2 separate regions of the Mus musculus genome follow, and region 2 is linked to region 1. Evidence: chromatin loops called from intact Hi-C (ENCODE). Cell type or tissue: gastrocnemius. All regions are shown on one strand.

Region 1 (5,000 bases):
TGGTTTTGTTCCTTTCCTTCACCTGTTTGATTGTGTTTTCCTGTAACTCTTTAAGGGATTTTTGTGTATCCTCTTTAAGGGCCTCTAGCTGTTTACCTGTGTTCTCCTGTATTTCTTTAAGGGAGTTATTTTGTCCTTCTTAATGTCCTCTATCATCATCATGACAAGTGATTTTAGATCTGAATCTTGCTTTTCCAGTGTGTTGGAGTATCCAGGACTTGCTATGGTGGGAGAATTGGGTTCTGATGATGCCAAGTAACCTTGGCCTCTGTTGACTATGTTCTTATGCTTGCCTCCCACCATCTGGTTATCTCTAGTGCTACCTGCCCTGGAGCCTGTTCTTTCTGTGATCCTGGTTGTGTCAGAACTCCTCTGTGTCAAGATGTCTTTGTGATCCTGTGATTCTGGGATCCTGTGATCCTGAGATCCTGGGAGTCAAGCTGCCTTTGGGACCTTGAGATCCTGGTGTGACCAAGCTCCTGGGATCCTCTGATCCTGGGCGCATTAGAGCGCCTGGGAGTGGAGCTGCCTCTGGGTGTTGTGGGGCTGGCTGTGGAGTTTGTGCCCAAGGTCTGCTCAGACAGACTGGAAGGAACCTGTGCCACTGGTCTGGCAGAGTTCCTGTGTGCCTGGGTCCCACTGGTCCCAGTTACTCCCGGTGTTGGGGACAGATGTTGTGTCCTCCTCACCTCTGATCCTCTTGAAGTGTCTTCTTCTATTGCTTTCCACTTTACTTTTTGAGACAGGGATTTTCACTGACTATGGAGTTCATCTGTCTTGGCTCTAATTTGGCTGGCCAGCTGACTTCAGAGTGTGCCTCACCCCTACCTTTAGGGTGCTAGGGCTATAGATGCACACCACTATGGCCTGTTTTTGTTTTGGTTTGTTTTCTTTTCTAAGATTTATTTATGTATTTGAATACACTGTTACTGTTTTCAGACACACCAAAAGAGGGCATCAGATCCCATTGCAGATGGTTGTGAGCCTCCATTTGGAGGCCTCAGGACCTCTGGAAGAGCAGTAATTGCTCTTAGCTGCTGAGTCATCTCACCAGCCCCACTATGGCTGTTTTTTATATGGGTGCCAGAAGTGGAAACTCAGGTCCTCATGTTTGTATAGTAAGTACTTTACCCCACCAAGCCTTCTCCATAGTCCGAGAACTGACTTTTATTTTCAACAATATTTACTATCAGAGTAGAGCATGCCATGGTGTACGTGTGGAGGTCAGAAGAGAACTGTGTGTATTTGATTTTCTCTTACCAGTTTTAGATGGCCTCTACGGATCAAACTCAGTTAATCAGGTTCACATAGTTGGAAAGCCAGCACCTTTACTCATCAGCCCCATCAGAACTAACTTGTTTTGATTGAGTCTATATTGTTCTTTTCATTTCTCTCATATTAATTTCTTCCCCCGATGACTAGTATTTCTTACTTACCCACCGCTTTTAGATTTATCATGTTCTTGCTTTTCTAAGACCTTGAGTTCCATCAGTAGGTTATTTATTTGAGGACTCTGTTTTTGTTTTTGTTTCCTTTCAGTCCGGAGGCTTCATTTGTAAATATACTTTGGAAAAGAAAAGATGGCCTATTTTATCACTTCTGGTCAGTGGATGAAGAGCTGTGTCCAAGGGAGCCATCTGGTACTGCTGATAAGGACCATGTTTTGTTCACTGATCCAGTCATGGGCATGAGACGTACAGTCACTGAGCCCTTGAGTCTTAAACCTTAGGCACTTTGTACTAAATCACTGCATTGAATGATGCTCCAGTCAGCTTGAATGCAGAGATCTCCTCAAGCAGAGCCTGCCTAGAAGCAACTGGGCTGGTGTCCCCAGCATCCCTTAGCCTGGCTTCTCCACATGGAGGCTGTCTTAGTCCATGGCTCCACTGGCCCTGAGCTCATGTCCTTCACCAGCACTGAAGAAAGGAGTCTCTCAGGTCAAAGTTTCATACAGCTTCAGATGTTCTTCCTTGGCCAGAAGGAACGTCATGGCCACCAGGTGGAACCCTTTCTGTTAGAATCACTTGATGATCTCAGCCACCAGGCGGTGCTGCACACCAGATGGCATGATGGAAAAGAAGGTAACCCTTCAGGTTGTCTAGTCCAGAAGGCTGGTGGGTTGGTGGGGTAGCTAGGATGCTCTGCTCTTTCTTTTGTTTTGTTTTGTTTTGTTTTGTTTTGTTTTGTTTTGTTTTGTTTTTGAGAAAGGGTTTCTCTGTGTGGCCCTGGCTGACCCAGGACTCACTCTATAAAGCAGGTTGGCCTCAAATCCAGAGATCTGCCTACTCTGCCTCTAAAGTACTAGGACTAAAGGCATGTGCCAACATGTGTGCCTCTTTGATTTTCAAATGTAAACATATAGTCATAAACTTTCTTCTCTCAGAAATGCCTTAGCTGTATCCCAAAAGTTCTGATAAGTTCTACTTTCATTTTCTTTTGACTATAGGAATTTTGTTTTGTTTATCCTATCTATCTATCTATCTATCTATCTATTGTTGTTTGTGCGAGTGTATTTGTGTGATGTGTTCATGTAGGTATGTGCTTCATGGTGTGTGAAGGGTCGCTATTCTCCTTCTACCTTCCCATGTGTTCTGGGCATCAAACTCAGCTCATTAGGCTCCTATAGAAAGTACTTTTACCCACTGAGCCACTTGGCAGCCCATTGAGTTTTTTTTTTGTTTGTTTGTTTGTTTTTTTTTAAGACAAAGAGTTTCCTGTAGCTGACCTTGAACTAACTGTGTAAGCTGAAGATGAACTTCAGCTTCTAATCCTCCTGCTTCTACCTCTTAAATGCTGGGATTGTAGGTATGTACCACCCCACCTGGCTTGATTTTTAGGATTTTAAAATGTTCTCCCAATTTTCTTCAATGCATTACTGTTCATTCAAGAGTGAATTTTTTAGTCTTCAAGTATTCGTGTGGTTCCTTTTACTACTGCTTTCTAATTTCACTTTGCTATGATTTGACAGAAAAATTATCCCATTTCTTTAATGCTGCACTCAACACAGCTCCAGGGACTGAGCTAACTGGTGTGACAAGGAAATACAAGGAACTGACAGACACAAATACAAAGAAAAGCTGGGATGAGTAGACTGGGCTTTCAGATGAAGAAGCCCAGCACCCTGGAAGCTTGGTGTATTTATTTATACCTGACCAGAAAGGCAAGGGTTATTGCATATAGCTGGACAAGGATGCAAATTTGACTAATCTCAGTAGGCACAGGCTGTGTAGGGGAGCAGTAAGCTATGTTTACTTAGCAATGGAGAAAGCTATGGTGGATATTTTCTGCACACACTATCGACATTCACTCTGGACTTTTCCATCCCTGCAAACCTCACCCAGAGAAGGCCCTGATATGCCCACAGGACCAAGGCATTGGTTTTTGACATCGTCAAGCTTATATCCACAGTACACATTCACTCAGGACTTAACTCACTCAGGGCTTCCTCCAGTCCTCACACTTTTCTATTGTTAAGCATTGTTTTGTGACGTAGAAGGTAATCTATTTTAGAAAGGATTCTGTGAGATGCTGAGAAGAATGTATATCCCACTTCTGTTGGATGGAATATTCTGTATATATCTGTTTGGTCCATTGACTGAATCTAAGCATAGTTTGACTCTGAAGTTTCTTTGTGTTTTGTTTGTTTGTTTTGATTTGATTTTGTTGTTTGATTGAGCTATCTAAAGATGAGAGTGGGATAGTAAAACCATCTTTGGATCCCTCAACCTTTCTCCCAACTCTTCCATAAGACTCCACAAGCTCCACTAATATTTGGGTGTGGGTCTCTGCATCTCTTTCTATTGGCTGTTGGATGGAGCTTCTCAGAGGACAGTTATGGTAGGTTCCTGTCTGCAAGCATAGTGGAGTATTATTAATAGTGTCGGGGAATTAGTTCTTGTCTATGGGATGGGTCTCAACTTGGGGCAGTCATTGGTTGGCTGTTCCCTCTGTCTCTGCTCTATCTTTGTCTCTGCACATCTTGTAGGCAGGACACATTTGGGGATGATGGTTTTGTGGGTGGGTTGCTGTCCTTATCCCTCTGTTGGGAGTCCTGTCTGGCTACAGGAAGTGGCCACTTCAGGATCCATCTCCCCCACTGCCAGGAGTCTCCACTAGAATCCCCATAGACTCCCTGCCCCCCTCCATCATTTCTTTGTACTTTTGACATCATGACTATGATATGCCATGAAGAGGTTCTCCTCAGAGTGCACTGGGATTCTAAATGTCTCTTGTGCTTGGATATCCATCTAGTCAAGGAAATTTTATCAGAAGAGTTCTCAAATCTAGAGAAAGAAACAGATATTCAGACACGTGGGCCATCTAAAACCTTAACTATTTGTAGATCTCCATATTAAGCTGCCTTCGCTTGGAGGCTCATTCTCAGTACCACTCACAGAGAGAAAGCAAGCTGCTGCTGATATAGAAGAAACTCAAAGTAATAAAATTGATATTATAAATGACTTACTAACAGGTCTGCTTAGGAGACATTAGGCTACACTAGTAGAATTTAGCTAAAGGAGCGAGCACTGCCTCCAAAATTCCCCAAAGATAAGTAATATGCTGACCAGGCCTGTTAGAGATAACCTAAATTTAGGATGCTAGGATATAAATGTTATTCACCAGGATTTGCCAGGCATGAGGCACCATTCCTGTGACAAAGGAGAGAGAACTGACTGACTCCCAGCCATCAGGACTATTCTCAACTGAAAACATACCATTAACTGGGCAGCTCAGGGCAGGGGGACAGGATGGGGCCACAGTTATTACTGAATCCAGGTCTGCCATTACGTCCCTTTTGCTCTTATCAGGAAAATCAAATTTTGCCTGGTGGACAAGGTGACCCTAGGTAGCAACTATTAGAAAAAGAACAATACTGGTGTCTTAAAAACAATTCTGGAAATATGTGATATCTTCGCTGTGTAGATGTCTATCTGTCTAAATGGCCAGACTTGCTGTCTCCTGTCTCTGTTTAAATTATTCAAAGTTTAACTGTCTTAGTT
Region 2 (5,000 bases), 90 kb after region 1:
CACCCAGCCAAAGAATGAGAAGGTAGTTGCTCTGGAGTCCCTTGTGGGAGCTTTCTGTAAATTGATATTTAAATTCAGTTAGAACCTATTTTTATTTTCTCAGTTTAAAAATGTAGATTCCAAGTGAAATATTTATAAATACATAGCTGGATTCACTGTGAAGATGTTTTTGTTTGAAAGGGGGGGGCTAGTTCTATTTTATTGTGGGATATATAGCACATTTAGGTAAGCCTTTTATAGTAGGTTATTTTTAGAGATATGGGTGAATTCGATGTACTGCAGGATAGCCTTGGCAGTCAAGGGTTTGCTTGTATGAGGTCAAGATCGATACAAAGCAAACCCACACAACTCCTTTAGAAACGAGACTGCCATTTGTACGTTAAGGTTTGCTATGTGAGCTTTGTGTTATGCTATGTTTTCTTATTTTAGTGAGAAGTTTTCTTATCATTATGTAGGACTCGAATTTTTAACCAGCCATGATCCTGGTATTATGGGTTCAAAGTGAAGTGGAACAATAATAAAAGTCCTGTGACCAGTACCCAGAAAACTTCATGGTTTTTCCCTTAAAAATGATTCCCTTGGCCTTGTGGCTCAGAGGACTTGCTCATATCAGATCTCTCCTCTCATGAAGAACATCAGAAAGACAGATTAAAAGCTTCGAAGAGGGGCTGGAGAGACGGCCCTGTGGTTAGCAGCACTTGTTGCTCTTGCAGAGGACCAGGGCTCAATTCCCAGCACTCATATGTGGCTCACAACAATCCAAAACTTCCGTTTCATGGGATGTGACACCCTTGTCTGACCTCCCTGGGCACCGGGCAAACTTGTGGCGTATATTTCTAATACATGCAGACAAAACATCCATATACATAAAAGGAAATAAATCTTTTTCTTTTTTTAAAAAAGAAACGCCTTGGAGGACAAAGCAAGGGCTTAGTGACCAAGAGCTCAGAAAAGCTGCAGAAAAAAAATAAAGTTTTGTGTGTGTGCGGTAAGCTCTGTAGCTTGGTAACGAATCCCTGAAAGATTGGCAGTGAGCTCCCGTGAGAAGCTGGCTGCAGTGAACCACTAGGAATGCTTCCAGAAATTACTTTTTGGGCAGCGAGGTGGCTCAGTGGTTAAAGGCGCTTGCAGCCAAGCCTGGCAAACTGAGTTTGAGCTCTGGAACCCACATAGAAGAGAGAAGTGATACCCGCAAGTTGTCCTTTCACATCTACACATGGCACATGTGTGCACAGGCTTCTCCACATTCAGTAAATAAATAAATGTAAAGAAAAAAGTCATAGATGGCCTGCCTCCTCCCTCCCTCCAGCCCTCCCTCCCTCCAGCCCTGCCTACCTTCCTACCTCCATAGACAGACTGAATTAAATGTTTTGCAAAGGTACTGCAGCTCAGCTAAACACGTTATCTCTAGGTTCCAGTAATGAGATCGAGTCCCCGTAGCAAGTGGAGGTATTCGGGAAGTATGCGTCCTGTGGGGGTGTCCTCTAGTGAAGGTGTTATGCCTCCGAGAAGTTAAAGTTCAAGTCCTAGGTTTTGTGGGTTGCAGAAAGCTACAGCTGGTCTCAACGTAGTGCCGATGACCAGGAAAGAGTACTGCCCACTAGACGGAGCATGCTCCTTGGAAGCATGTGGGTGCTAAGTGGCAGCAACCAATCCTGAGAAAATTGGACACACACACACACACACACACACACACACACACACACACACCTGCACAGACACCCAGAGAAGAAAACCAGTTACAAGCTATTACCAACAAATGAATGCAAAAGAAATTAATTCATCACATATGACAGTTTTCATTATAATATTAATGTGATTTTTAATTGTGCATTTCTAATGTAGACTCTTGGAGTTTTATTCATGGAAAAATGGTTGATTTATTTATTTATTTATTTATTTATTTATTTATTTATTTATTTATTTATTGCTCTCTTGTTGCTGAACAGGTGCGGACATTCTACACAAAGGTGTTGAACGAGGAGGAGAGGAAACGCCTGTGTGAGAACATTGCCGGCCACCTGAAGGACGCTCAGCTTTTCATTCAGAAGAAAGCGGTGAGTCTGGCTTTGATGGCTAGAGGGTGACACCTGCTGGCTCATGGAGGTAGTGCAGCCGTGTGGGAGAACCCTGCAAGGAAAAGCAGTTTCTAGTTTACCTGAGCTAAGATGACTTTGTAGACAGTGCAGCAATTCTCAGTCAAAGTTCGATTACCTTGTCTCAGCGTTTTGTCTGGCGTGATACATACACTCATTGTTATCTGGTTTTCCAGTGTGTAGACATTCAGTTGAGTTTAGAGTGAATTCTTGTGTGTGCTGTGCAGTTCAGCTGTAGTCAGTTCTGTGTGTGACAGCAGCCGTGGCTCTGCTTTGTCTCCCGGAAGCTTTCAGAGGATGACAGGTATTGTTTCCGGTTTTGTGGTTTGAAGCCTGTATCCAGGTTCACCGTCATGAGTCTGCGACTCTTCTTCAGACAGAGTAGAAGCTTGCTTCTCCTAGAGCAAGAACGGAGCTATTCCCCGAAGCGGGCTGAGTCGAGGTGCTGCGGTGTGTCAGCTGACTGCTCATCGAGCTACCTGGAGCCCTCTCTCTGGCTTCTAGTTTTTTGGGTTGTCCCAGAACAACGTTCAATATAAACTGAGTAGCCTTTCTGGACCGTTTGTGCATGGTCTTAAATCGAGGCAGTGCCAAGTCTGCCCTTTCACACAGATTACTGGCTTGTTGGGTATCCACTGTGAGGTCAGCTGTTTATTGGCGGCTGGTACAAGTTGTTCAGGTGTATTTTCCCCGTAATATCCTATGAGGTCTGTCATATGTTTTCTCCCTCAATAAGAGGTTCTTGCCCTTGTGGTGGTGTTTGGTTGTCTTACAGTTCAGTCCAGTTGTGACAGGAGTCCCTGGAACTTGTTTCATAACCGCAGATTTAGGGGTCAAACCTGTAAGAACCCTTCCACTTTAGATTTCACGCAAGATCGCTGGCACATGAAAGTTCCGACTGCTGTCTCAGGGTTCACAGGAGCCTCTGCCAAGTTGGTTATTTGCTAGCATGGCTCACAGAACCCAGGGAAATGCCTTATGTAGTATTATCTGTTCATCATAAAGGGCATCTCAGTACTCACCAAATGGATGAGACGCCTGAGCTCGATATGGGGAGGAAGGGCTACCAGTTTTCATGCCTCTCAGCCGTACCAGCCTCCCGACACCTACCAAGAGGCTCCGGGAGCCCTGTCATACAAGGACTTTCATGGGGTTCTCCCTACATAGGCATGGCTGACCAGGTCATCAGTTATGAGGTGACTGGACACCATCCGTAGGCTCGGGGTGGGATTGGAAGTCCCACCTTCAAATCCTATGCTCGTTGTGTCTGGTACCAGCTCTGTCCTGCTGTTCACTGAGCCTCCCACGAACCATCTCAGTGGTACGCGGACGACAGTAAATTCCACAGGCTTCAGGATCCATGTGCCAGGAATGGAGGATAAAGACCAGATGTGTCTCTATGATCCACATAAGTATAATTGTCTTGCTCATTTACAGAGGGGGACATGGAAACTCAGATAGGTGAGGTGGCTTCTCTGAGGCAGCTCAGCCCATAGACTGGAGAATTTATACTGGACCCCCCAGGTCTTTCTCCAGAACCTGATATGACCTGTTGAAATGTCCTTCGTCCCCTGACCAGTAAGCACAAGATGCTGACAGTTCACATAGGGGTGAGGAGATGCTAATATGTAAGTTCCTTTTGACTCCAGGTCAAGAATTTCACTGACGTCCACCCTGACTATGGGGCCCGCATCCAGGCTCTTCTGGACAAGTACAACGCTGAGAAGCCTAAGGTGAGCCCTGAGTGGTGTGGCTGGGAGAGGAGCCTGGGCTGGGCTGGGTCAGACACAGCTTGGTTTCCAGTGCCATTATCGCCTCAGTTCAGCAGTTACTAGGCATTTTCTTTGACTTACTGGCACAACATATAACGCTTCATTTTAGCCCCTACGCAACACTGAATTCATTCACAGTGGATGGATTTCTGAGTTGTTTTAAGAGAAATCCCAGGTTCCTAACTCACTGGTCCTGTGTTCTCTTCCCATGATACAGAACGCAATTCACACCTACACGCAGGCCGGCTCTCACATGGCTGCGAAGGGAAAAGCTAACCTGTAACTCCGGTGCTCAGCCTCCGCTGAGGAGACCTCTCGTGAAGCCGAGCCTGAGGATCACCTGTAATCAACGCTGGATGGATTCTCCCACTCCGGAGCGCAGACTCACGCTGATGACTTTAAAACGATAATCCGGGCTTCTAGAGTGAATGATAACCATGCTTTTGATGCCGTTTCCTGAAGGGAAATGAAAGGTTAGGGCTTAGCAATCATTTAACAGAAACATGGATCTAATAGGACTTCTGTTTGGATTATTCATTTAAATGACTACATTTAAAATGATTACAAGAAAGGTGTTCTAGCCAGAAACATGACTTGATTAGACAAGATAAAAATCTTGGCGAGAATAGTGTATTCTCCTATTACCTCATGGTCTGGTATATATACAATACAACACACATACCACACACACACACACATGCAATACACACACTACACACACATACACACACTCACACACACTCATACACACACATGAAGAGATGATAAAGATGGCCCACTCAGAATTTTTTTTTTTATTTTTCTAAGGTCCTTATAAGCAAAACCATACTTGCATCATGTCTTCCAAAAGTAACTTTAGCACTGTTGAAACTTAATGTTTATTCCTGTGCTGTGCGGTGCTGTGCTGTGCTGTGCTGTGCAGCTAATCAGATTCTTGTTTTTTCCCACTTGGATTATGTTGATGTTAATACGCAGTGATTTCACATAGGATGATTTGTACTTGCTTACATTTTTACAATAAAATGATCTACATGGAAGGACCGTGTTTGGTTGCTTTCAGCTCTGTATAATGTGGAATGTGAAGTAGAGATTACCAGCTCTCTCTGCAGTAACAATAAAAGCGCCAGCGGCC

The links. Hi-C counts contacts between places; a loop is a spot of excess contacts. Peaks named below come from ENCODE experiments on the same cell type or tissue, not always from the same donor. Only the 100,000 strongest peaks of a DNase experiment are listed, where the experiment ranks them.
Region 2: a loop joins it to region 1, with 11 times the contacts of the local background. A loop is called at or near these places in 38 of 42 quality-filtered maps.

Annotation. Positions count from the first base shown.
Region 1 is chr2:103,544,355-103,549,354 of GRCm38, reverse strand. No RefSeq gene overlaps it. Among named protein-coding and RNA genes, the nearest start is that of Abtb2, 19 kb to the left of the region's middle. In gastrocnemius, no CTCF peak of the experiment used is centred here; a DNase peak (open chromatin) is centred at 2,031.
Region 2 is chr2:103,453,907-103,458,906 of GRCm38, reverse strand. It overlaps Cat (catalase), which reads left to right. Exons shown (of 13, transcript NM_009804.2): 11 at 1,950-2,057; 12 at 3,746-3,829; 13 at 4,086-5,000. The coding sequence ends at 4,151. Among named protein-coding and RNA genes, the nearest start is that of Cat, 29 kb to the left of the region's middle. In gastrocnemius, no CTCF peak of the experiment used is centred here; DNase peaks (open chromatin) are centred at 1,077 and 2,083.